Linked DNA regions of Mus musculus: all the other regions are linked to region 2. A link is a loop called in an ENCODE intact Hi-C map of the cell type or tissue named here. Cell type or tissue: heart. All regions are shown on one strand. Region 1 overlaps Septin9 (septin 9). Region 2 has its middle 28 kb from the start of Gm39478. Region 3 holds the start of Snhg20 (small nucleolar RNA host gene 20).

Region 1 (8,000 bases), 75 kb before region 2:
GAGGATCTTCACACGGTGGCCAAGGACAGTGAAGAGGGGGTCCTTCATGACATCCCTGGGCAGCCTGGGCTCAGGAACAGCTCATTGTGAGCTTCAGCAAATGGCTTCTCCCTTGCGGCTGAAGCCATCTGGAGCCGGCTTTCTGCTGCCGGAAGCCTAAACGCATCCAGCTACGGACGGTGGTGGGCACCCTGGGAAGGGAGGGGATCCTCTGACTTGAACTGGCAGTGCTTAAGTGGACAGTCCCCTCTGAGAGCCAAGGGACAGGGGCTCCCGGGGAAAGGAAACACAGCCGGCTGCTCTCTGTGAGAACAGAGACCGAGATGGCAACTCAGATCCCAAGTCAGCAACTCCGTCCGTCCCTGGGATTCTGTCCGTACCCCGCTAGCTGGCTGCCAGGGAGAGCAGTCAGTTGTCAGCATCCTGAGATCCAAGAATAAGCTGAGAAGGGAAACTACCAGGCAAGTTGCTGGTAAGAGCCACTGTTTCCTGTCCATCCCCCCCACTTCCTTAAGCCCCACTCAATCCTTCCACTGCCCCCAGCAGTGAGATCAGGAACTGGGGCACAGAAGGGTTAAGCAGCTAAAAGCTGACATGCAGCAGCAGCAGCAGCAGCACAAGAGAGCCTTCCTCTGTCCACCCACCCCGAGGACAGAGGTGACACAGCAAGAGTCTCCAAGAACTTCACATTCCAGCCGGAAACAGGAAGCCAGGGAGCAGCGCTTTGTTCTGCGTTTGGCTCAACATTCCCACATCTCAGCTGCAGCCTGAGTGGGCGGATGGACAGATGGGTGGGCGGGTGGACAACAGACGGGTAGGTGGAGGGATGGATGCCTGGCTGAGGAGGAGGGCAAGAAGGACAGACACAACAAAGGGAGCTCTTGCTGTATCTGCTGGCAGTGACAAACAGGTCAGACACTCTTCCTGAGGCCACATCACGCAGACTCATCCGTCTCTCCTCATGGTCTCAGGAGCAGGTGCTGCTATGAACCTGTTACACAGAGATGCCTACCTTGGCTAGTGTGTCATTGCCAGAAAGACCTGGCCCATGGCAGAGCTGGACAGCAAGCCAGGGTTCCCCTAGCCAGGGTTTGCTCAACCAACACAGGACAGCAGGCACTGGTCCTAGCTCAGACCCCACGGCCTCTGCTGAGAACATCCCCACTTGCTTCCAAGCTGAGCAGAAAGAATAGATGGAGCATCCCCAGGTGACACCGGGGAGAAGCCCGGGAGCTCACATTTGTTTAAAATGTAAAAAAATCCTACTAGACGTGATGCACATGCAAGTAGCCCCAGCATCTGGGAAATGGAGGCAGGAGGATCACCAAAATAAAATCACAACCTCAGCTACATAATGAGTTCGAGGGCGGCCCAGGCTAGGAGAGTCTATTTCAAAGAAAGCTAAAAGCAAACAAACACAAAATTAACCTAAATTTAAAATCCCAAGCCGTGTACGATGGTGCATACCTGTAATCCTAGCACTTGGGAGGCAGAGGCAGGAGGATCACCATAAGTTCAAAGACAGTTTGGTGTATGGAACATGTCCTAATGGAGCCAAAACAAGCAGGGAACAAAAGGGCTGGTGGCCCTGGAACCCGGATGCTGGAAGAGAGAACTACTCCCTAAAGTTGTCCTCCGATGTCCACGTGTGCACTTACACACAAATAAAGAAATGTAAAAATACACACATGCATAGCGGCACGAGCCAGGCATGGCGGTGCACACTCGTGAAGTTAATCCCAGCACTCAGCAGGCAGACGCAGGGAAATCAGAAGCTCAAAGCTAGCCTGGGCTACATGAAAGCCCACCTCAAATAAAAAAAAAAAAAAGAATTAAAATTCCCGCTGAGTGGGATGGCGCATGCCTGCAACCCCATAGCATTTAGAAGGCTGAGACAGGAGAGTTGCCTTGAGTCTTAGGCCAGCCTGGTCCATAGAGTGTTGTCTCAATAATAATAATAATAACAACAACAATTATAATAATAAGATAAAAGCAGGGGCCTTCCAATGAGAAGACAGCACTTCCAGCAGCCCTGGCGTCCGTCCCGGCCTCGCCTGACAAATAGCAGCTGGCCAGAGCCGCTGGCAGGCCTGGGCTGGTTAGTCTTCCCCACCAACTCTCTGAGATGAGAATCACTCTTCAGAAACATCCTAGAGCCAAGAACTGGATGTAGGGCAGGCGCCACCGTGGTCCCTTTCCCAATTCCAACACGGCCACCGCTGGCTGCAAAGAGCCCTGGGGTTCAGCCAGGGTTTGTGTCAACATTCTCTGATTCATCTGCAGCCTGCTGGGGTTCCTCCACCCCAGCAGGCATGACAACCCCAGGAAAAATGCGGGCATGGCGGGAACCCCAAGCTGTAGGAGGGCAGGCTGTCCAAGGCCAGCTCTGTGGAGTCCTCTGGGTCAAGCCCTCCAGGGGCTCCTGAGAGTTCTGCTGGCTTCAGTGACTGAGGCTTGGGCAGAGGAGGGTGGGGTGGAGTGCCCTGCGCTAAGGGAGGGTGGCTTGTACCCTCACTGGGTCAGCTCCTGTCTCCAATGTCACTGTCTCTCCCTCTGGCTGGGATGAAGGTCGGCAGGGACTGAGGCCTGACTCCCAGCTAAGGAGGTGGGGAGGGACACACCCTTCTTAGAGACCGGTGTGCAGGACATTAACCCTACCAGAGCAACCCACGGTCTCTGTCCTCACGGGAGAAGAAGCATAACCACAGACCTGCCTCTACCACTGACCCCTGAGCATGGTGTCCGCCGACCAGCCAGGGTTGGGACTCTTAGGCCCCTTGTATAGGCTCCATACAGGGGACCAGAAGATTCCAGGAAGCGCCACTGTTTGTAGGTGGGCACAGAGAAACCCAGAGATCACAGCTTATTCTCTCACCGCAGGATCATCTCTGCAGTGGGACTGCATGCCCACAGCGCAGGCTACAGGTCACTATCCCTGACACAAGGCCACCATAGCTGTTCTTTGCCTGGCTTCCTTCCATATGCCTTTGCTGCAAGACTTCTGGTGAGTCAAAGGTCCGATTCGGATCCTATGGCTGCCGTGCACCTGCTGTGTGACCATGGGCCGGGGACTCAGCCAATCTGGGCCTCCTAAGTTTCTAAGAGTGTTAGAGGAGACGGTGCAGACAGCTGGGCTCAATGACTGGCAAATGGGGCAGGGGGGAACAGGTAAGGCTAGGTCTGCAGCAGCCGTTGGTAGGACTGCCGTGATCCTGATAAGGCATGCAGACCAGATCGGATCAGAGTGCTCGGGTAGAAATATGGGTAGGTCCAGGTCACCAGACAGTGTGCTGTGTGGCCCAACAGACTCCATAGTAGAACCAGGACGGTGTAACTACAGAACAGGCATTGCCCAGATCTGAACAGTACGGGATTGCCAAATGGGGCAACTTAGTTACCTCTCCACCATCTTCCCCTCACCCCAGGCAGACAGTGCCTACCCACAGCACAAGCCTGCCCCCTGGCCTCAGAATCCTTAATACATGAAGGCTTGAGCCAGGGACGGGAGCCAACCCTGTGGCAGAAATACACTTGACTCATGAGTCTTGCAGGCACACTAGGAGGGTGAGGTAGGCACCTCCTATAGCTACAGCAAACGCACTCCGAGAACGGTTGGATGGCAGGTGTGGAGAGCGGGTTTGCTTTGGTTTTTGTTGTTTTGTTTTTGAGGTAGGGTGCCTCTGCCTCTGTGTAGTCCAGGCTAACCTCAAACTCACGATTCTCGTGCCTCAGTTTCCCAAGTACAGGGATCGCAGGCACGCACAACCAACGTTTGCCTCCTCTGTGGCTTCCAGAACAACCTCACCCTCCACCCTCAGAGTGGGGGCAGTAGGCCCACCCTGGCCCTCTCTCCTCTTCCTTCCCCCATCCTCTGGGACCAGGTCAACCCCTGAAGCATTTCCCATGGTTATCACCCCTGTTCATGGTTTAGGGGCTGCCGCTTCTGCCAGGATGCCCTCTCTGACTGCTTCTTCAGGCGTTCACAGCATCTCCACCATATTCCCCTAGTAGTCCAAGGGCATTCACACAGCATGAATGATGACAAGCCATTAGTCCCCGCACCCACAGCCAGGGCCAGAGAGAGGGCTCAGGGGGTGAAGCTGCTCGCAGCCAAGTCTGACAATTAGCAGGAGGGTCTGAGCCCCATTAGCTACCTCAGCCTTCTGCAGGTGCGCTATGGCACGCACGCTAAATAAAGTGTAAAAATAAAGTTCAAAAGGACTGGGCTGCCAGGTCCTCAACACTGCTTGCGGACAGCCTCCCAGGGCAGGGACTCCAGCTGTGTTGGCTGAAGAGAGGAAGGGCCCTCTGAGGCCACGGCCCTGAAGCTGGCAGCAGAGTGAAGCAGCCAGGAAAAGGAAGGATCCATCTCTCTCCAGCAAGGAGCAGGCACCACAAACACCCAGCTGTGAAGACAAGCCTTTGTGGACCAGGAGACACGCCAGGCACAGAGCGCAGGGCTGGCCGCTCAGCAGATGTGAGACCACTACCCGCTGCCAGGGGGCGCCCTTCACACAAATCACCTGGAGAGGCTAGCTCTCCTGGGGTGGCCAGACTGCAGGGGGCATCGTGGGATGAGGTCAGTCACCCATGGGAGGGGCTGGAGAACAGACTCAGGATCTATCTGGCAAATAACTTTAGGCCTCACAGAAGTGCAGGCCGGAAGCTTCTTCCTGCCACTGGGACACTCCTCAGCCTGTGCTGGGATGGACTGGAAGATGCAGGAGATGCCCGTGTAGATAGGGAGGGCTGGGCCTGAGCGGTGGCACATACAAGTCTCTCTCAAGCTGGCTGGTGACTGGGTACAGTGATGCTGAGCCACGAAAGCCGTGAGTGGGTCACGGTGACAGGCCTGGAGTCCAGACTGCATCACACAGACTTCCGGAGCTGCTGGCTTGTTTCCCACGCAGCTGGTTTTCCTGGGAGGCCGGTCCTGTAGACTCAGTCCCTGGCCAGCATGACCTCCCACAGCTGGGCCCTTCCTCCTGTGCTTGGTCACATGGTGCAGGCCAGAGGGGCTCCAGGGGAGGAAAGGCCACCAGGAAGAGTTTGCTGAGGGACTGGGCTGGGGGGCCGGGGAAGAGCTCGCTTTGGCCCAGGCATGGACAGGCAGAGACGGACGTTCATGGGTGGCTATTCAGTATCACTGGTCACCCAGCCCTTTCTGACAGTGGGAATCTAGGCTGGCTCCTATCCTGACGGACAATTCCCACTTCCTCCTGGGCACTGAGCCGACCCTAACATCAGCCCTCCCTCAGCACCAGGGCTCCAGAAGGACCCAGATTTCCGCTGGCCCGAGCTTTAGCAAACCAGTGCCTGGAACAGCTCCGAAAAGCACTTTGTTTGACTTGTTTATTTAGAAACAAGAGTCTCACGTAGCCCAGGCTGACCTCAAACTCACTCTGGAGTCAAGCATCAGCCTGAGTTTCTGTCCTCCTGCTTACACTTCCCCAATGCTCAGACTACGGGCGGGCGGGGACCACCGCACTCAGTTTATACAGCGCTGGGGTCTGAGCCCAAGGGTCTTTTGCATGGGAGCAAGCATTCTACCAACCAAACCACACTCAGCCAGAAAACTCGCTGGTACAAAGTGGTTTCCAGCAACACCTCTCACCAGACTCTTCCCAGAGGCTTAGGAGGGAGGAAGACGCCAGCAACCCATTTTATAGACACATCAACTGAGTCATACAGAGACTTCCCAAAGCTAAGTGCTACAGAGTCAGCAGAAAACACAGCAGGCAGAGGATAGCTCTGATCCTGTATCAGGGTCGAAGACAGCCCTGGGAATATGGGGCGGGGCACAGAAGAAGGTTCTAAACAAAGCAGGAGGCACAGAGGAGTGAAGATCACCAGTGCAGTAATTGGCCTCACAGCACAGCAGCATCTGCGTGTCCAATTGGCGAATCCAAGTAAGGCCAACGGTCCCCTGTATCTCTGCCTCCTGCCAGCTCTCCCGAGGGACCACAGAAGTGAGGCTCTCACTTTATGGAGTATCCAGAGACCCCTCCTGTTGGGCCAAGGAGGCTAAGCAGAGGCCACCACCCCCTCATGCACTACGGAAACCACAGGTCTCTTCCTTCACCTGCCAGCTGAGGCTCGGAGGCAAACACTCTAAGCTGTGTGGCCTGGAGCCAGTGGTTCCCTCTCTCTGCGCCTCCTCTTCAACACTAACCCAGCACTTGGAACATGTAAGAACGAACACAGCAAGGATCCAGAATTAATGAACTATTAATGCGGCCGGGAGTTAAGAGGACAGCCTCCAGAGCTGTCCCTAAAATGGAAACAAATCTCTCGACTCCAAGCAGGGCAGAATGGAGCCAAGGGCAGCCTCCCGGGCCAGCTTCTCCTGGGCTGAGCCGGGCTCGGGCCCTCAGCCACCCTCCTGATGATGTCATGCTGGCACCTGCTTCTACAACACATGTTTGGACTTTCCAGCTTGTTTGCCCCTCCCCACCGACCTTCCCCCACTCTTTCTTACTCATTCTTTCCCTTCATTGCTGTTCAAAAAAAAATCTCAGAGGCCAAATGTGTCAGCTGGCTCCCTGGAAGAGTGTCTGTAGCCAGGATGAAGGGCTATGAGTGGCAGGAGAGTCTTGAGATGCAGAGACTGGGAGAACCTTGAGATGGGTTACCGGAAACAGCCAGGGTCCACCTGGATGCTCACACAGCCTCCCCGACACCGGTCCTCTATTTAGGGGCTATAATTCCTCTGTGTGCGTGAGTGAAGGCCAGAGAGTAATCTGACAGTCTGATGTGTCATTCCTCAGAGCACCATCAGGTAGTTTGTTTTTAAAGACAAAGATTGGCGTGGGGTTCACCACGTAGGCTGGGCTGGCCAGCCATTGAATCCCAAGGACCTGCTTGTGTCTGCCTCCCCGCCACCAGCATGCTTGACTTTCTACTTGGGTTCGAGGCATGATTCTTAGGTCCTCATGCTTGCTATTGAGGAATCCCACCATGTGTTCACCAGCCTAGCACAGAGGCTGCGTGCTGGTGCAAGACCGTCCTCCCGAGTGGTCCCCAGATGGGAGGCAGGAGAGGGACGAGTGGCCTGTTCCTGCTAACAGCTTGTTGGACATGTAGAATAACCTTTATTCTGGTTTTCCACCTGGCACTGGGCCAGAGGATAAGGGGAGGCTGGGAGGTAAGCAGGGCCAGGAGACAGGAGACCTCAGGGCACTTTCTCTGCAGACAGAGGCATCCCTGGAAACTGTTGGACAAGAGCTTTCCCCAGGAGACTGCATGCCAGCACAGAATCCAAAGCCACACAGAGGAAGCCAGGAGGGCAGATGACATCCTTATACTGTGGGCTGCAGGCAGGTGGCTGAAGTTCTCTGAGCCTTGACTCCCTGATCTGGAAGATGACTGGGGTCAGAGGTCAGTGCCCCTTTCCCAGGTCCAGCTTCATGGGCCTCACCATCCTACCCATCAGTGCCAGGCCCTATGTCAGGACAGACATTTTCTAAACTCTCCAGGCCTCTTTCTCTCACCGCAGCTTGGCCCACCTCAACCCCTCCACCCACAGCTCTGAGGGTTGCTCAGGGCCAGAACCTAGAAATGAAAAGACAAGGCCAGGAGTTCCCCTCCCAGTCCCCTGGGCCACATCGGCTGGCTGACCTCCCAGGAAGCAGGACACAGGCTACTGTCCTGGCTGCCCTGTCTGGCTCCAGGACAGGCAGGGGATGGCTAGGTTCAGTCTGCTTCTGCATCTAGGCTCCTGGGGTGGCCACAGTGAGCCCTGGGCTGAGTCGCAGGTGGCCCAGGATTGCTGGGTGCTGTTTAAGCCAATGCACACCCATCTTAGAGCTCACTCCCAGGAAGACTAAAAGAAAAGCCCAGGGGCTTCATAGGATGCTAGACCTGAGCAGCTGGGCTGTGAAAAGGAAGAGGCCAGTCCCTGTAGACCAGACACCCTGCATCCTGCACCCAGGCGTGGTTTCAGGCGATCCCGTGGAGGAGGCCAGGGTATACGATCTCTTCCACACTGCGATCCTCCACCC
Region 2 (8,000 bases):
CCGGTGCCTTTCAAACTTCCCCTGTGTCCAGTTCATTTCTAGTGTTCAAAGAAGCCTTGCTGAGGGGCTGGAAAAATGGCTCAGTCTGGACAACTCCTGCAAAACTGGGTTTGGCTGGCAGCTCACAACCACCTATATAAAATTCTAGCCCCAAGAGACTCTATCCTCTGAGCACCTGCAGTCCCACCCACAGACACAGACAAGCAGACACACAGACACATACAAACACACAGTCACACACATAAGCACACAGACACACACACTAGCAGACACAGACACACACAAAAACACACAGAGACTTACCTTCACACACAGAAGAACACATACACACATACAAGCACACAGACATACACTAGCAAACAGACACACAGACACACACAAACAGATATACATGTTCACACACACTCACAAACACATATATATACACACAGACACACATAGACAACACACACAGACACATACAGATACACAGTCACACACAGACACATAAGCACACAGACACACACACTAGCAAATAGACACAGACACACGCGTTCACACACAGAGACACACATATACACACACAGACATACATAGACACAGGTACACACAGACACATACACAGATATGCACAGACACACATAGACACAAACACATAAGAATAAACCTAGCCAGTCCCCCTGATACACTGACAGGCACATCGGAAAGCCCCCTGCTTTGTATGAGCTGCTCCAGTAAAGACCAAACCCTAAAAAGTCTCCCCAGTTCACAGCTCATGAGTCAGAATTTCCAGAAGACCAGACTTGCTGAGTGGTACCCAAGGAAGGGCAGTCTTAAGGAACGGAGGCCAACCCTTGGGAACTACATTGCCTGGAGACATCCGAGCTGGCCCGAGTAACAGGACAGCGGAGTCCTCTAGAATGAGGGGGTTGCTTGGTGCTGGGCGAAGCCATGTTCCCCACACTTGTGTTAGGAGCACCCCTGTGTTATGACAGGGTCCCAAGAGAAACAGTCTATTTGTCCTGCAATGTATATATACAGCCCTCCAAGCCACAGTAGTGCCAAAACCTACAGTCCTCAGGAAGAGATCTGACAACACTTGCAAGAAACACTCAGTGAGACGCAGAGGCAGCGGATTCTGTGGAGAGACGAGCAGAGGGATGGGGGACTTTTGCATTTTCAGACTTATTTTGTGTGTGTCTGGAGGGTGTGGAAGTCAGAGGACCATGCCGGGAGTCAGGTCCCTCCTTCTGTTGGGTGGGGCCTGGATAGCTGACTCAGGCCATCAGTTTGGTGGCAGGCAGTTTTACCCTCTGAGCCATCCTGCCCCAAAACTCTCTCCCTTCCCTGCTTAAAAAAAAAGACAACTTTTTTTTGGAGCCAAGGTCTCACTCATTCTGTAGCCCTGGCTGGCCTAGAACTCTAAGAGATCTATCTGCGTATCTCTTGCTTCCAAGTACTAGGATCACAGGGCTATACAATCAAATTGGCATGTGTGCAGAACTTGCATGTGTGTGCACGTGTGCCTGCCTGTTTGTGTGAGCACCGCTTACAACGCTGGAGAGGCCAGGAGTGGGAGGCGGATCTCCTAGAACTTCTAGGAGTTCTGGGCAGCTGTGAGCCTTCTTGTGGGAGCTGGGAACTGAACCCAGTTCCTCTGCCAGAGCAGCCAGTGTTCTTTAACCACTGAGCCACCTCTCCAGCCCTCTTCCTTATTATTCAAGTCAGCATCCTGTGTGCCCGAGGCTGCCCGCAAGCTCACTGTTTGTTGATGACCTTGAGCAGTTCTCTTGCCCCTACCCTGTGAGTGCTGGGGTGACAGGTGTTGTCCACAGCCACGCACGGTTTCTGTGGTGCTGACTCCTACGGCCCCGGTCCTCAAATGATTTTCAAGAGAAGTTTCCAAACCACACAACAAGGAAGGAGATGTCAGCAGCCAAAGCTGAGCGACTGCAAAGACGGAGCAGCAGCGGCAGCAGGCAGCAGTGGGCAGCATGAACCTTGACCCTGCCTTACCCCAGACTCTTAGCTGAAGCATAAAAACAGAAACTATCAACATACTAGAAGAAAACTGGCAGTACCTTTGCAACTTGGCAAGAGACAATTCTTATAAAACACAGAAAGTGAAAACCACAGAGGAAAAAAGAGAAAGAAATTGCAAAATGAGACTTCACCAAAAGCGATGGGGACACACTTATGCTTATTTAAAAAAAAAAGAAAAAAGAAAGAAAGAAAAGAAAAAAAAACATGATTAACAAAAGGAATGGCCAAGCCACAGACTGAAATAAACTCCTTGCAAAGCATACATCTGACAAAAGACCAATATCCAGAAGTAATGAGGAAGAGTTGAGCCGTCCAATTTGAAAATGAGCAACAGATTTGAGAAAGATATTTTACAAAGGAAAAATACATGAATAGCTGGGAAGGTCATGAAAATGTGCTGGGCCACATTAGTCATCAGACAGATGCAAAATTAAAGCCAGAGTGAAATAGCACCCACACCCCCACCGCCAGAATGACTAACATTTAAGACTGACAGCAGCAGATGCCAGTGTGAACGCACACCACTGCACACTGCCGCTGGGACTGAAGCCGGATGGCTGCTGTGGGTGAAGATGTAGAAGTTTCTCCCGGAACTAAATAGACACCAAGGGTCTAGGTGCTCCCATGAGACAGATGAAGCAGCTCTCATGAAAGACCAGGATAAGATGTTCATCACGGAGGCCCAACCAGAGGAAACAGGAAAATGTCAAAGCCACAGAAGGGTCGGGCGGAGAGTAGGACCCAGCATGGAACACGCCATGGGGACCCACAGTACTGAGCGACTCTGCCAACATTCGAACTGGATAAAGGAACCCAGGGTGGGAAGTTCCCTGGAGGATACAAAGGCAGCAGCTGTATAGGAAGGGACAGGGGACTGTCCAGGTGATGTCAGTGTTCCATGTTGTGGCTGCAGTTGGAACACACGGTGCATTTACCTGTAAAAAATCACAGGATGGCATGCACAGCATCCAGGAGACACAGAAATGTGGAGAGAGAACCACAGTGGCTAACGATCCATGAGCAGAGGGAGGAGAGGTCATGAGTACTGGTACCTGCAACTTATTAAAACTGCCTCAGTCACCCGGCATGGTGGCACTTGTCTTTGACATCACCCTTTGGGAGATGGAGGTAGAAGGATTAGAAGTTCAAGGCCAACTTTAGCTACAGGAGATTGAGGGTTGCCTGGGCTACATGAGACTCCGTCTCAAAGACAAATTAATTAGTCAACCAAATATGTCTGAGGAGAGCCTGATTGCTGGTGGACAGATGCACACCTAACAAGGAACACTCACGGTAGGGTCCAGCAGGTGGGTGTGTGGGCAGGGTTTCACCGTCTGTCTTCTTGTTTGAAATGTTTTCAGAAAGTTAGAAAATTGGGGCCTGAGCTAGTAAAGAAGTTCTATTGCCTACTGAATGGGCACCTGGGTTCAATCCCAGTGCCATGTAAAAGCTAGGTATGGCTGAACATGCATGTGTATACAGCCACACACACACACACACACACACACACACACACACTCACACACACAAGTCATTTTTGAAAACCAAGGTAATAAACAATACCGGAAGACAACGTTGACCTCCACGCCCGCTCACTGACCACACACACACACACACACACACACACACACACACACACACACACAAGTGGGCTGGAAAAACTTGAGAGATTGAAACACTTCAAACAAAACCTAGGAAAATACAGTACAGAAAGAGTCAGGGGGCACCAGCCTCCTCCCCCGGGTGCCATAGGCTGGGATTGGAATTCAGTGGCTCCTTCTTATTATTTCCTGAGGGTCTCCTCTTGCCGCTTCCCTCCCCTTCAGCCTAATCAAGTTGTACTGGCAGCTCTGCAGCAGCATGCAGCCCTTCTGCAGAGCCAAGGAAAGCAATACCCAAGTACATGGGCTTTTAAGAGCTTGCACCGCCCCCTGCTGGACAAAAAGATCCCTGCAGCTGCCTCTCTATTTCCTGCAAGTAGAGAGTTAGCCCTTGCTGGGCCACCAACACCCTGCAAATAGACAGTGTTGATCAATAGGCTTTGCCTGTCTATAGAACACACCCACCACGTCCACAGTGACTATCCAGGTCCTTGAGGATGGTCCTTGCCCACCAACACAGGTCACAAACGCAGACCAAGGCTACCCTCTCCAGGCAGGACACCAATCCCCAACCCTTTCTCGCCACCTTGGGCTGGGACACCAGGCAGAACCCTGAATCTGTAAGGTATACCTTCTTCTTCTTCTTCTTCTTCTTCTTCTTCTTCTTCTTCTTCTTCTTCTTCTTCTTCTTCTTCTTCTTCTTCTTCTTCTTTTTGTTTGCATGAATGTCTGTGCATGGTGTGTGTCTGTCTGGTACCCTCAGAAGCCAGGAGGAATCATTAGAGTTACAGATGGTTGTGAGCTGCCATGTGGGTGCTGGGGATGAAAACTGGGTCCCCTGCAAGAGCCTTAACTGCTGAGCCATCTCTCAGGTCCTGGAGTACTCTCTTCATTATTGATAGCTATGTCCTGTGACATACACCACACATGTCAACACACACGTGGCTGGGAGCCCTGAACTGGAGAGACCGTCGCCTAGGACACCGGCTGGCCTTATCCAAGTCCAGACTGAGGGCTTCCCAGGATGAGCATGGGGCAAACAGAACAGAGTCAGAGGCCATTTCTTTCCCACCCATTTCCACAGCACCCCTCTCCACTCACACCCTCCTTGGCTCTAACGTCAGAGCCTTTGTTTTTGAGGTCCTCTCTGCCCATGGCTTTTGAACTGTTGGTTTTCTCTGGCTGTTCAAGCCCCCAAGTCAGTCCACCCCTCAGTTGTAGGAGCTTCTAATAACTCCCCATAAACACACACCACCGCAGCCTGGGGAGCTCGGTCAGCAATGTCTTGCAAACAGGATGACCCGAGTTCAAAATCTCAGAACCCTGGTAAAGAGCCTGGTATGGTGACGTGTGCAGTTTCAGCCCAGGTGGGTCCTCAGAGCTCGATGGCCACCTGGCCTACACAACAAGCTCCAGGCTGTTAAGCGACTCTGTCTCAAAACATGTGGTGGGTGGTGCCTGAAGAACAATAGCCAAGGCTGTCCACTGGCTTCTACATGTGCGCACACACACACATACAGACACCACATCTCCTGCTCAAACCCATGTGACAGGCAATGCTGAAGGAATCAAGTGGCCAGGTGGTGTGCTATTCTCCACTCTTCATTGTAAGCTTCAAACCCAGGCGGGTGCTGTGAGGGTAACAACTGTCCACGGAGCAGGAGAAAGTACCGACAGGATAGATCAAATAAGGATCTAATAACCAGCATATATAAAGAGCTCCCTCAACTCAATAACAAAGCAACTTGACTCAAAAATGGGCAGAGCCTGGTGTGAAGGCACACACCTGTAATCCCAGCACTTGATAGGCGGAGGCAGGACCATCAGGGGTTCAAGGCCACCTCAACTATTACTAGTCTTATAACCAGCCCAACACCAGCTACACAGGGAGAATGGTGTCCCCCACAAACGCCTACCACCCCAGACTCTTACTCTGGTACTCTCACACCCCATATCCCCATACCCCTACCACCCCATACGTCTATCCCCCCCCAACACAGAGAGCAGTGTCTGGGAGAAAAGGCTCTTGGGCAAGCTATATGGCTCAACTGGTAAAGGTGCTTGTCACTAAGCCTGATGACGTGAATTCTGTTTCTGCACCCAAATGATGGAAACAGAGAACAGATTTCTTCAAGTTGTCCTCTGACCTCCACACGTGTCAGGGCAAATGTACACAAACACAGATAGACTCTTTTTTTTTTTTTTCTTGAAAGGAAAAAAAAAAAAGGAAAGGCTTTTTGTGGATAGAATGTGGTGGCTTAAGTTGTGATCATCCCAGCTGCCCAGAGGCCTTAAATATCCTCATTTTTAGAAAGGCAGAGGGAGATCTGAGAGAAGCCGGTCACGAGACAGCAGAGGCAGAAGCCAAGAAAGCCGACGCTGCTGGAGCCACCAGGAGCTGGGAAAGCATTGGGCCAAGAGCTGCTTGGAGCTTCAGAAGGAGCTAGCCCTGCCCAGCTCGTTCTGCTTCTGATTTCTGACCTGCAGAGCTAAGCAAAGTCACAGCAATCCATCAGTCACAGCTGGAGCCCGCCAGAGGCTCTGCGGCCAGCCCAGAGGTGGGAGATGAGAGGACTGAATGGGGCAGTGAGCCTCCAGAGAGCCCCGGTTGTCTGCCTGCCCCGTGGCAGAGAAGACCTGGGACCCTGGTGTCTCACTACACAAACCAGACCCCAGCCAGGAGCATACATCCAATGCCAGGGCAGTTGGACCCTTGCAGAGAGCCATGTGTGGATTCCTTACTGGGCAGTGTCTCCCATGATCCCTGTCTGTGACTGCCCCATTGGCCTAGCCTTTCTCACCCTCCCTGTCCTCTCCTTGTCCCCTGGCTGAGTAGAAAGCTCCCTTTTAGAGAGTCAGCCTCTCTCTCTCTCTCTCTCTCTCTCTCTCTTTCTCCCCACCCCGTGCTGAAACACAAGCGCTTGGAACAAGATAAAACTGCTTAATTTCTAAGAGCCACAAAGCCAATCCAGAAGACTGAAAAGAGAAACCACGCCGACCCTTGGCTGAGAACGCAGCATCCCGTGCCTCTGGGGCCTGTCTCTGCTCAGTGACTCATGCCAGCCCTGCTGAGGAGCCTGAAGCATTTGCCTGGGGAAATCTCTGAGAGGACCCCGGGCCAGCCCCACAAGGTGGGAGGGGGAGCGGAAAGGAAAAGAAAGGACAGGGCAGAGCTAAGGATGCCCACTCAAGCCCTGAACCTCTTCCCTGCGGCTAGAAGGTCCCATGGCCCCAACCAGGGCAAGACCACACCCTTGACCACACCTCCTGGGCAGCAGGGCTGGACCGGCTTCAGCCACCAGTCCTTGGGGCATCCAGCCAGCCAGGTCTCCATCCACTGGAGTGCCCTGGCCCACAGCCTCCCAGCGTGGAAGCAGGGATGGAAGGAGGCAGCTTTCATAGCATCTGACACTGAGACAGAATGGCAGGATACAGCACAGCCAGCTGGAAACGGGGAGCCAGCCAAGTGCACACCAAAACCTCAGAAGCCCACCAAGGGGAGGGACTCAGTCTCACTCTACAGATAAGGAAACTGAGGGCAAGCCACAAAGTAATCTGCTCAAGGCCACCCTGCAGGGACAGGGCAAGAGCCTGACTTCCCCGGGGACTGGGGTTAGGATTAGGGCTCCAACTGACCCTAATTAATCAACTGGGTGAAGACCAGGCTGGAGGAGGGGTGGGGGTTTTCCTCTTCTGTCCTAGTCTGGCCATTTACGGCTGAGTTTTGGTTAAGAAAACTTTTGTAAAAATACATCCAAATGAAGGGTTCCTAGAGCGACAGTCATGCCTAGCATGGTGGCCTGTGCCCAGATCCAGTTACTCAGGAGGCTGAAGTAGGGTAATCCTGAGTTTGAGATCAACCAGGGACACATAGCAAGACGACACCTCAAAATGAAAAAAAGAAAATGTAAATGTCGGGGAGAACTGCAACTGTACAGCACCTCCAGGCACAACTGAGGCCCTGGATTCCATTCACAGCCCCCCCAAAAAAAAAGAGGGGGAGGGGAGGACTGGTCTTTGGCCGTGACCCATCCTAAGAGAAGGCACCACGTGAGGATGTAGCTCACTGGTAGAGTGTATGGCCCTGGCACAGTACCCTGGTCCATTCCCAGCATCACATAAACCTGCGGCAGGTTTGTAATCCCAGCAACCTGACCATAGAGGCAGCAGGATTGGGAGTTCAATACCATCCAGGACTACACAGTGAAATTGGGGCCAGGTAACCTGCCTCAAAACAAACAAAAGGAGAAGGTCTCGCTCTGGTCCGGTGCTGCGCTGTCCTTGGCTAAGGGCACCAGTGAGGGTCGGGTGGTGAAGGCCAGGATCCAGGGCTCTCAAAGGCTGCTTTGTTCTCTGGTCAGCCTGTGAATCTCCAAG
Region 3 (8,000 bases), 160 kb after region 2:
TAGAAGACTTCCTAGCATGCATATAGCCTTGAGCTTTATCCGTACATCCCATAAACCACGTGTGCTCGAGGATGCCGGTCATCCAGGCGGCTACCAGAGGCAGAGGAAGGAGGATTAGAAGTTCAAAGGCTGCCCTCAGCTACTTAATGAGTAAAGGCCAGCCTGGGCTAAGTGAGACCCTATCTCAGAGCGGGGTGGTGCAGTTGCTGGAGAGATGGCTCAGCATTGAAGCTGAACACTTGTTGCCCTCTTAAAGGACCTGGGTTCAGTTCCCAGCATCCACACCGGGGCTGACAATACTCTATAATGCCACTTCTGGGAAATCTGGTACCCTCTTGTGACCCCTTGGGGGCACCAGGCAAACATCCACACTCTAAAATAAAATAAAATAATGAATACGTCTTTTTTCTCTTTTTTATCTAAAGTGAGGGGCTTGAGTAATGGTCAAATATTTGCTTTTGGAGGACTGTGCTCAGTCCCCACAGCTTCAGCAGGGCTCCTGTTTGCAGTATCATACATGACCACCAAACTGCTGCTAGGATGTCCACACCTGTTACTGCAAATTCTAACCCCAGGGAAGAGGTTCCTCCTCCTCTGGGATTTTACTTTAGGTCAAGGTCGGGCTGTCTGGTACGGGGCTGCACCCACCTCGGGCGGGTACAGCCACACAGGAGCCTTTTCCCAGACCGTCGGCCTCAGGTCACCGTCCCACCCCCAAGGATTGACATACCTGGGCCAACCAAGCTCAAGTCACTGGAAACGCTCCTCGGGAGGAAGGAGCTTGTGCGTGCTTCCGTCTAGTCGTTGGGGGATGTGGTTCATTTCCTGGGTGGGGAAATAAAAAGACAATTTAATACAATTCTGTGTAAGCGGACGAACCCGTGCGGCGCCTGCAACACAGAAGCAGCCAGTGCCCCGCCGATGGCGGCCCGGGCCTAGGGCCTTCCTACAACTCCAGCCCATCCCGCGATCGCGTGCCGGCCCGGGGTCAGCCTCCTCCCATGGGAGTCCCGGGAGAGGTTTCTGAATCCCACGATCGCCTTCGGGAGGCTCCACGGCGCCCCCGAGCCACGCTGCGCAGGATGCATCCCCTCTGCACGGAGCACGCGAGTTCTCCTCCCCGGCGGAACCAGCTCTGCAAATGCACTTCCGGCCGGAACTGAAGATTTACCATCGAGACGGCCGCTAGAAGGTCGCTCTGGCCTTCGGGTCATCCAGGTCGGCCTTAAAGGGGCCGCGTTCTAGACGCGGTTAGAGCGGCCAGAGTTCCACGCGGCGGTGGGACCTCGTCTACAGGGGCGCAAGCGGGAGGGACTCCCTACTCTTGGGCGGCAGGAGCTAGCCTAGCCACTGACCCTTTATCAATCACGCAGCCCTGTGCAGACCAAAAAGTTGACTTTCCCGAGCCCAGTCAGCCCTGTTGTGGCAAAGGCAGTTGAAACCCAGCTGGTTCTGTTGCAAACCTGTGTGTGACCTTCCATCACAGTATAAACCCATAGGTGGTATCAACTGATACCCGTTGACGTCAGCACCCTCTTGATCCAAAGGCTTCCCAAAATCGCACCTCTGACCTGACCGCCGCAGGACTGTATCTAGAATCATGCCTTCAGCAGAGACCTCCCGAGGAACATGACACCGTGGTCCAGCAAAGGGTTAGTTAGATCTGTGATGTGGCATCTCTGGGCTAAGACCTCCAACCTCCAAAGTGGCATCCAAGTCCTGCATGCAGGTCCAGGTTTCAATCATCCCAAGGTATCCCAGGGGCCAATGGGAAATCCCACGAAAAAAAATTGATCAATAATGCCAGGGCCAAGTCGGTGCTATGTAGTAATTTCCTCCGAAACATCTCACCCGGAGGGAAGCTTGAGAAAGTGCGATCCGGATAGTCCTTAAGACTCTAAGACTCGGAAAATAAGTGACAAGTCTCAAAAAATTCCTAAAGCTTACCAGATTCACAAGGCCCCGCCCTCCTTAATGAGGAGAGACCCTCCGAACTTGTGGAATTAGCCCCAAATCATGCAGAGAGCTCCAGTTTCCAGCTCTCCTGAGCTGTCACTCATGCTGGGCTAGGCTCTTAGTAATGTGAGTGTCTTTGGGCTATCCGTGCTCCTGTGAGTAACCCCAGAAAACTGGCCACTTCATGGGGGCGGGAGGGGCATTTGGTGTCATTGTTACTTTGGTCTGTCATTTAGTAAACAAGGTGGTCTCATCTCCCTAGGGAAAGTGTCACACAGCCATTACCCCTACAGCTGTGGCTCCTTCTAACTGGAATCAAGATCATCTTCAGGTCAGCTAGAGGCGCGGGGAAAGGCAAGGAGAGGGTGCACTCTGTATTTTCAGTAAATGAAGAAAATGACACACGAACCTCATTGAGATGAATGAAGGGTTTTTGCATGTTTCACTGTAATGTGAATCCAACCACTGAATACAGACTCCCCCTTTGAAGGCTATTTTATTTATTTATTGAGATGAGTCTTGTGGATGTAAAAACACAACTGTGGGAAGCCACATGTGCCGTTGCAGAGTGACACTGACTACTGCTGGCCACCACCCATAAGTTTGGACAAACAACCAATGTGTACATATGCAGTAAAGTTTTTTGCAAAGACACTGCCTGGCCTGGGCATGATAATGAGGCTTTGAGAGTATAACCACTCAGATGTGAGACATGCAAATGAGGTATGATAATGAGGCTCTGTGAGGTACAGAGAGAGAATAGCCAATCAGATGAGGAACATGCAAATGAGGCGTAGTGCATAACCAATCCGGGTGTGAGACACGCCTCTCCTAGGCCTATATAAGCAGCACCAGTTCTGGGCTTGGGGTCTCTTCGCCTCTGCAATCAAGCTCTCCCAATAAATGTGTGCAGAAGGATCCTGTTGCAGCGTCGTTCTTGCTGGTCGAGTCCGACGCGCGCAAGACACAACTTTTGCCCCAAAGGAAATAAGAGATAATTTATTCTGGAGCCATTTGTTGTTGTTGTTGTTTTCGAGACAGGGGTTTCTCTGTATAGCCCTGGCTGTCCTAGACCAGGTTGGCCTCGAACTCAGAAATCCGCCTGCCTCTGCCTCCCCAGTTCTGGGATTAAAGGCATGCACCACCACGCCTGGCTCTGGAGCCAAATTTGAGGGACCAAAATTCAGGAAACACAGGGCCAGGTTACTTCAGGTCCATGTCTGTGGGAAATTGCAGGCTGGTATCCAGTTGAGCTGAGGTCTGAACCCCGATGGTCATAATTCACCTACATGACATGGTAGGCGTTCCCTTATGCTCCTGGAACTCTGGCTCCTGCCTAAGTTACCACCTCCCACACCCTCCACAAGAGAAGCATGGTCAGTGGTAAGTAGTCGTGTAAGCAATGGCCCAAGCTTCTGACCTTCAGGCTAAACTCCTCCCCAGTTACCTAGCAACAGTGAAGACCATAAAAGGGGCTGTTAGGCCCCCACCTTGATCTCTTACTCCTTTGTTCCCTTACCTCTCACTTCTCTCTCCTCTTCCCTTTCTCTTTGTCTTCTCCTCTCTCTCTCTTTCTCTCTAGCCTCTCTCTCTCCCTTCTCTCTTTCCCCTGCATTTCTATAATAAAGCTCTTAAACCATAGAAAATCTCTGTTCCATCAAGACCCGCTGCACACTCTGATCAGTGTTGGGAACTTCTTCCCCTATCCTGTCTCTCCTATAACCCCAGGGCGACAGGGTGTGGCCTCGGGGGTCCCTGGTCAGGGACAGCCCCTTCTCCACCCATCAGAGGCTTAGATCTCCACCGGGAGCCATGTGGAAAGTGCCTGGCAGTCTCCCTGAGTCCACCTGCCCAGAGCACAGGCACTCTGGCCGGACATGGCATATTTTCCCTTCCCATTCTCCCTGGGCCTCCCCGCCCCCCCTTTTTTTTGTCCCCACATGAAAGTGGTTTCCTTAGGTTTGTAAAGTAATAAAACAAAGAAGGACTTAAAACAAGGCATTTTAGGGCTGGCGAGATGGCTCAGTGGTTAAGAGCACCAACTGCTCTTCCGAAGGTCCCGAGTTCAAATCCCAGCAACCACATGGTGGCTTACAACCTTCCGTAACAAAATCTGATGCCCTCTTCTGGAGTATCTGAGGACAGCTACAGTGAACTTACATATAATAAATAAATAAATCTTTAAAAAAAAAAAAACAAAAAAAAACCAAGGCATTTTGTAAAAATCTATCAGTGGAGGGCTGGAGCATCGGCTCAGCATTAAGAGCACCGGCTGTTCTTCCAGAAGACCTGGGTTCAATTCCTGGCTCCAAATAGCAGCGGAGCAACATCTGCAAGTCCAGTCATGTGGGAGTACAGCGCCACCGTCTGGTCTCTCTGGGCACACGCCCGCAAAAGCATTCCTAGACATAAAAAATTAAAAAAAGAAAAATTTAAATACACTGATGGAGACAAGAAAGGCGGTTACAAGATGGTGGAGTCTCTCCTATAGGACTCGGGTGCATTTTTAGCTTTTAGATTGGCAGAAACTAAGTTAATAGATTCTAAAAGCTTTTTTCCCCTCTCACTCACAAAAACGTTAGTACGGACACAGAGATGGACCAGGGATGGCTACTTAAGAGGCACAGATGAGCCCATGATAAGGTAATTAGGGTCTTGGCCGGCAGGCAGTGTTGTGACTACTCTGTTGTTCCATACCACAGCAATTCCCATCAGCCTCTGCCGGAACATTTCCAGGAATCCTCATTTATAGTCTCATGTAGCCCAGGCTAGCCCGGAACTCTATATGTAGTTGAGGATAACTTTGGTTCCTGACCCTCCTGCCTCTGCCTCTCCAGTGCTTGGATTTCAGGTGTATTGCACGTTTGGCTGTCTTTTACTCTCGGTGGGAGTCTCTTCATCTGACAGTCTTGAAGTCACCCAGAGGCTTTGTGGGAGAAAGCCCTGGAGGTTTCCAGGCCCCCTCCCACCCCGCTTCTCTGTCCACACTTAGTGATTTAGTTTTGCTTGCTCCACATTCCTCAACTTCCGTTGTCTGGTTTTCATGCTGGAACAGCCCAGCTTGGTTTTACTCTATTTTATCAGCTTACATGATAATTTAAAATGTTTTAGGCTAGCAGGCAGTGGTGGCACACACCTTTAATCTCAGCACTTGGGAGGCAGAGGCAGGCAGATCTCTGTGAGTTTGAGGCCAGTTTGGGCTACAGAGTGAGTTTTATAACAGACAGGGCTACACTGAGAGACCCTGTGCTGGAAACTGAAAGAAAATAAAAAAACAATTAGAACAAGTCCAACAATAAAAACAGTGGCTTGCAGCAACCGTGGCATTAGGCTCTTTGTGACTGGAGTGAAACTCCGGTCATCCTGGAAAGAAAGCCTTCTGTGTCCCTTGGGCTAATAACACACCAGTGAGCTATCCTGAGGACATAGTTTTCCCTCACTGTGTTGACCAGACTGGCTGAAAACTCCTGGGCTGGAAAGAATCTCCTGCCTGAACCTCCCAAGTAGCTGGGGCTACAAGTTCCCTGTGGTGGCCACATGGGTCGGCTGAACTGTTTCTGCCACGTGGAGACAGAGAGGACCGGGTCCCAAGATGAGCAGAACCAGGCAGCCAGAAGCTGCGGAACAAGAGATGCATTCCATAGCCCCGAGCGCCCCCTGGTGGCGTCTCTGAGTAGTGCAACCCGCCGCATCGTGCTGTCGGTGAGGTCAGAAGCGGACCAGACCCCAGTCCTGGTCTGTGACTCACTAGACCATTAGGGAAATAAGCAAACAAACAAAAAACACAAAAAAACAGCCCACCACATCTCCCTGAAATGTGTTAAATAGTCAACGAGACTGTGTGAGAAAGATTAGTTGGTGGACTTTCCCAGCTTAGAAAGACGCAGAAAGCCGGGCATGGTGGCGCACACCTTTAGTCCCAGCACTCGGGAGGCAGAGGCAAGCAGATTTCTGAGTTCGAGGCCAGCCTGCTCTACAAAGTGAGTTCCAGGACAGCCAGGGCTATACAGAGAGACCTGTTTGCCTCGAAAAACAAAAACAAACAAACAAACAAAAAAGAAAAGAAAAGAAAAGAAAAGAAAAAAGAAAAGAGAGACGCAGAAACATTTCAAAAGCACAGGCTTCATTCAGTTCCTGGTACCCAATGGCAGCCCAGCATCATCTGTAAGTCCAGTCCCAGGGGATCCTGAGCCCTGTTCTGTTCTCTCTGTGCACATGGCATGAACATGGCACATAGACATACACACACACAAAAGCATTCATATACATAAAAAATTTTACAATGGAAAAAAAACTTTAAATACATTAGTGGAGACACAAGAGAGCCAGTTGCAACATGGGGGAGTCTCTCCTATAGGACTCAGGTGCTGTCTGATGACATTCTTAGCTTTTAGATTGGTGGAAGCTAGTGAATAGATTCTAAAATATGCTGACGGAGTCGATGGAAATTCCCAAGAAAAGAGATTTAACGTCCAGGGCCAAAGTTCTTAAGGGGAGCTTACATGTGAGCCATGTGTTAGGGTTCTCTAGAGCTCCAGACTGATAGAATGGATCCGTATATATAAAAAGGGCAGTTGACTATAGTGACTTACAGGCTGTGGACAGCTTGGCCAGCAATGCTGTGTCCTGAGGCAAAGGCCAAGGGTCTAACAGCTGTTCAGTCCAAGAGGCTGGAAGTCTCAGCTCGTCGCCAGTATACTTTGGAATCTTAAAGACCCAGGCTCTAACGCCAGGGAAGGGATGCCTCAGCGATAGGGTAGATGAATGTGCCAAAATGAGCAAGAGCAAGCAGGCAAAATGTGAAGGCATCCATGCCATTTTATGTAGGTTGCCATCAGCAGGCATGTCCAGTGGCTTGGATTTTAGATGTGGTGAAATTGGACAGGAAAGAGGTGTCCCATCTAGGTGAGCCCAGAAGCAGTGATCGGGCTGTAGAGTTTACACTGGCGTTTGAGGGATTTCCGCTGGCTGTGTGTCTTGTGCACAAGGCTCTTTTCTAAGCACTGCAGAAATGGGTTTCTATTTCCAGAAGGGGTGAGGTTGCAGGTGTCAGTGTCTCTGCTGCAGATGCAGAGTGCGTGGAGGGGTCTGCAGAGGGCTCTGCAGCTGTCTGCAGTAGGGCGGGTAGCTTTGGGGTGTTTCTGTAGAATGTCAGTGCCGTGTGATGAGGAATGTCTGTGCTTGTGCTGGGGACCTCACAGAGGGCATGACCCAGGGCCTCATACACTCAGCCACTGTCCTTGAATCCTCACCGCCTGTGTAGGAGTTTGTTGTACCTTGTGACTGTGGCTCCTTAAACTTGGTTTTTATTCAATTATTTTTTTTAGGCACTGGGCTGGAACCTGGAGCCTTTTGTATTTGAAGCAAGCATCCCCCCCCCCACCCCCTCCGCATCCTCCACACACATACCTGCCACATTCCCAAGATGGAGGTTCTTTGTATAGACCTGGCTGGCCTGGAGCTCACTCTGTACACCAGGCTGGCTCCTGGACCTTTTACTCATGTGTAAAAATTTTAAAGTAGGCAGATGAGATGGCTCAGCAGGTAAAGGTGCTTGCTGCCAAGACTACTGACTGACTTTCGATCCCCAGGGACCCTCAAGCTGTGTTGTGAGTGCATAAACATTCTCTCTTTAAGTAAGTAACACATCTCCATCTTACTTTTTGAGATGGGGTCTCTCACGATTCACCTGGACTGGCCAGTGAGTCCCAGTCATCCTTCTGTCTCCACCACTGTAGTGCTGGCATTTCAGGGTGGAGTGGTTTGAATAAGAATGCCCCCTTCCCTTAGGCCAGATTTGAATATTTAGTTTTCAGCTGGTGGAAGTATTTAGGAAGAATTACCAGCCTCCATGTTCCCCACCGTGATGGTCACAGGCTCTGAAACTGTAAGCAAGGCCCCAGCTGCCTTGGTCACGGAGTCGCATCATCGCATCATCGCTGTAGAGGAGTAGCTAAGACATGGGCACACTCCACCATCCCCCCATCTCTTTTTTTTTTTTTTTAAAGATTTATTTATTTATTTATTACATGTAAGTACACTGT

Evidence for each region. A loop is a pair of places that touch in the nucleus more often than their neighbours do. Peaks named below come from ENCODE experiments on the same cell type or tissue, not always from the same donor. Only the 100,000 strongest peaks of a DNase experiment are listed, where the experiment ranks them.
Region 1: it touches region 2 in a loop (5-fold over the local background); 24 of 42 quality-filtered maps call a loop at or near these places.
Region 3: it touches region 2 in a loop (4-fold over the local background); 7 of 42 quality-filtered maps call a loop at or near these places.

What each region holds. Positions count from the first base shown.
Region 1 is chr11:117,309,685-117,317,684 of GRCm38, reverse strand. The region is part of intron 2 of Septin9 (septin 9); the gene reads right to left. Among named protein-coding and RNA genes, the nearest start is that of Gm34065, 13 kb to the left of the region's middle. In heart, CTCF peaks have their summits at 3,474 and 4,504; DNase peaks (open chromatin) are centred at 644, 4,964, 5,214, 6,384 and 5 weaker places; H3K4me3 peaks cover 1,092 bases; H3K27ac peaks cover 5,496 bases.
Region 2 is chr11:117,234,302-117,242,301 of GRCm38, reverse strand. It overlaps a transcript of Septin9 not described here. Among named protein-coding and RNA genes, the nearest start is that of Gm39478, 28 kb to the left of the region's middle. In heart, a CTCF peak has its summit at 3,959 (motif pointing left); DNase peaks (open chromatin) are centred at 923, 3,951, 6,341 and 6,831; H3K4me3 peaks cover 888 bases; H3K27ac peaks cover 1,656 bases.
Region 3 is chr11:117,069,933-117,077,932 of GRCm38, reverse strand. It overlaps Snhg20 (small nucleolar RNA host gene 20), which reads right to left and starts at 1,150. Exons shown (of 2, transcript NR_027059.1): 1 at 731-1,150. Mir6516 (microRNA 6516) reads right to left here and starts at 585; the gene lies at 476-585. In heart, CTCF peaks have their summits at 1,189 and 4,331 (motif pointing left); DNase peaks (open chromatin) are centred at 1,172 and 5,572; H3K4me3 peaks cover 2,082 bases; H3K27ac peaks cover 2,073 bases; H3K27me3 peaks cover 1,217 bases.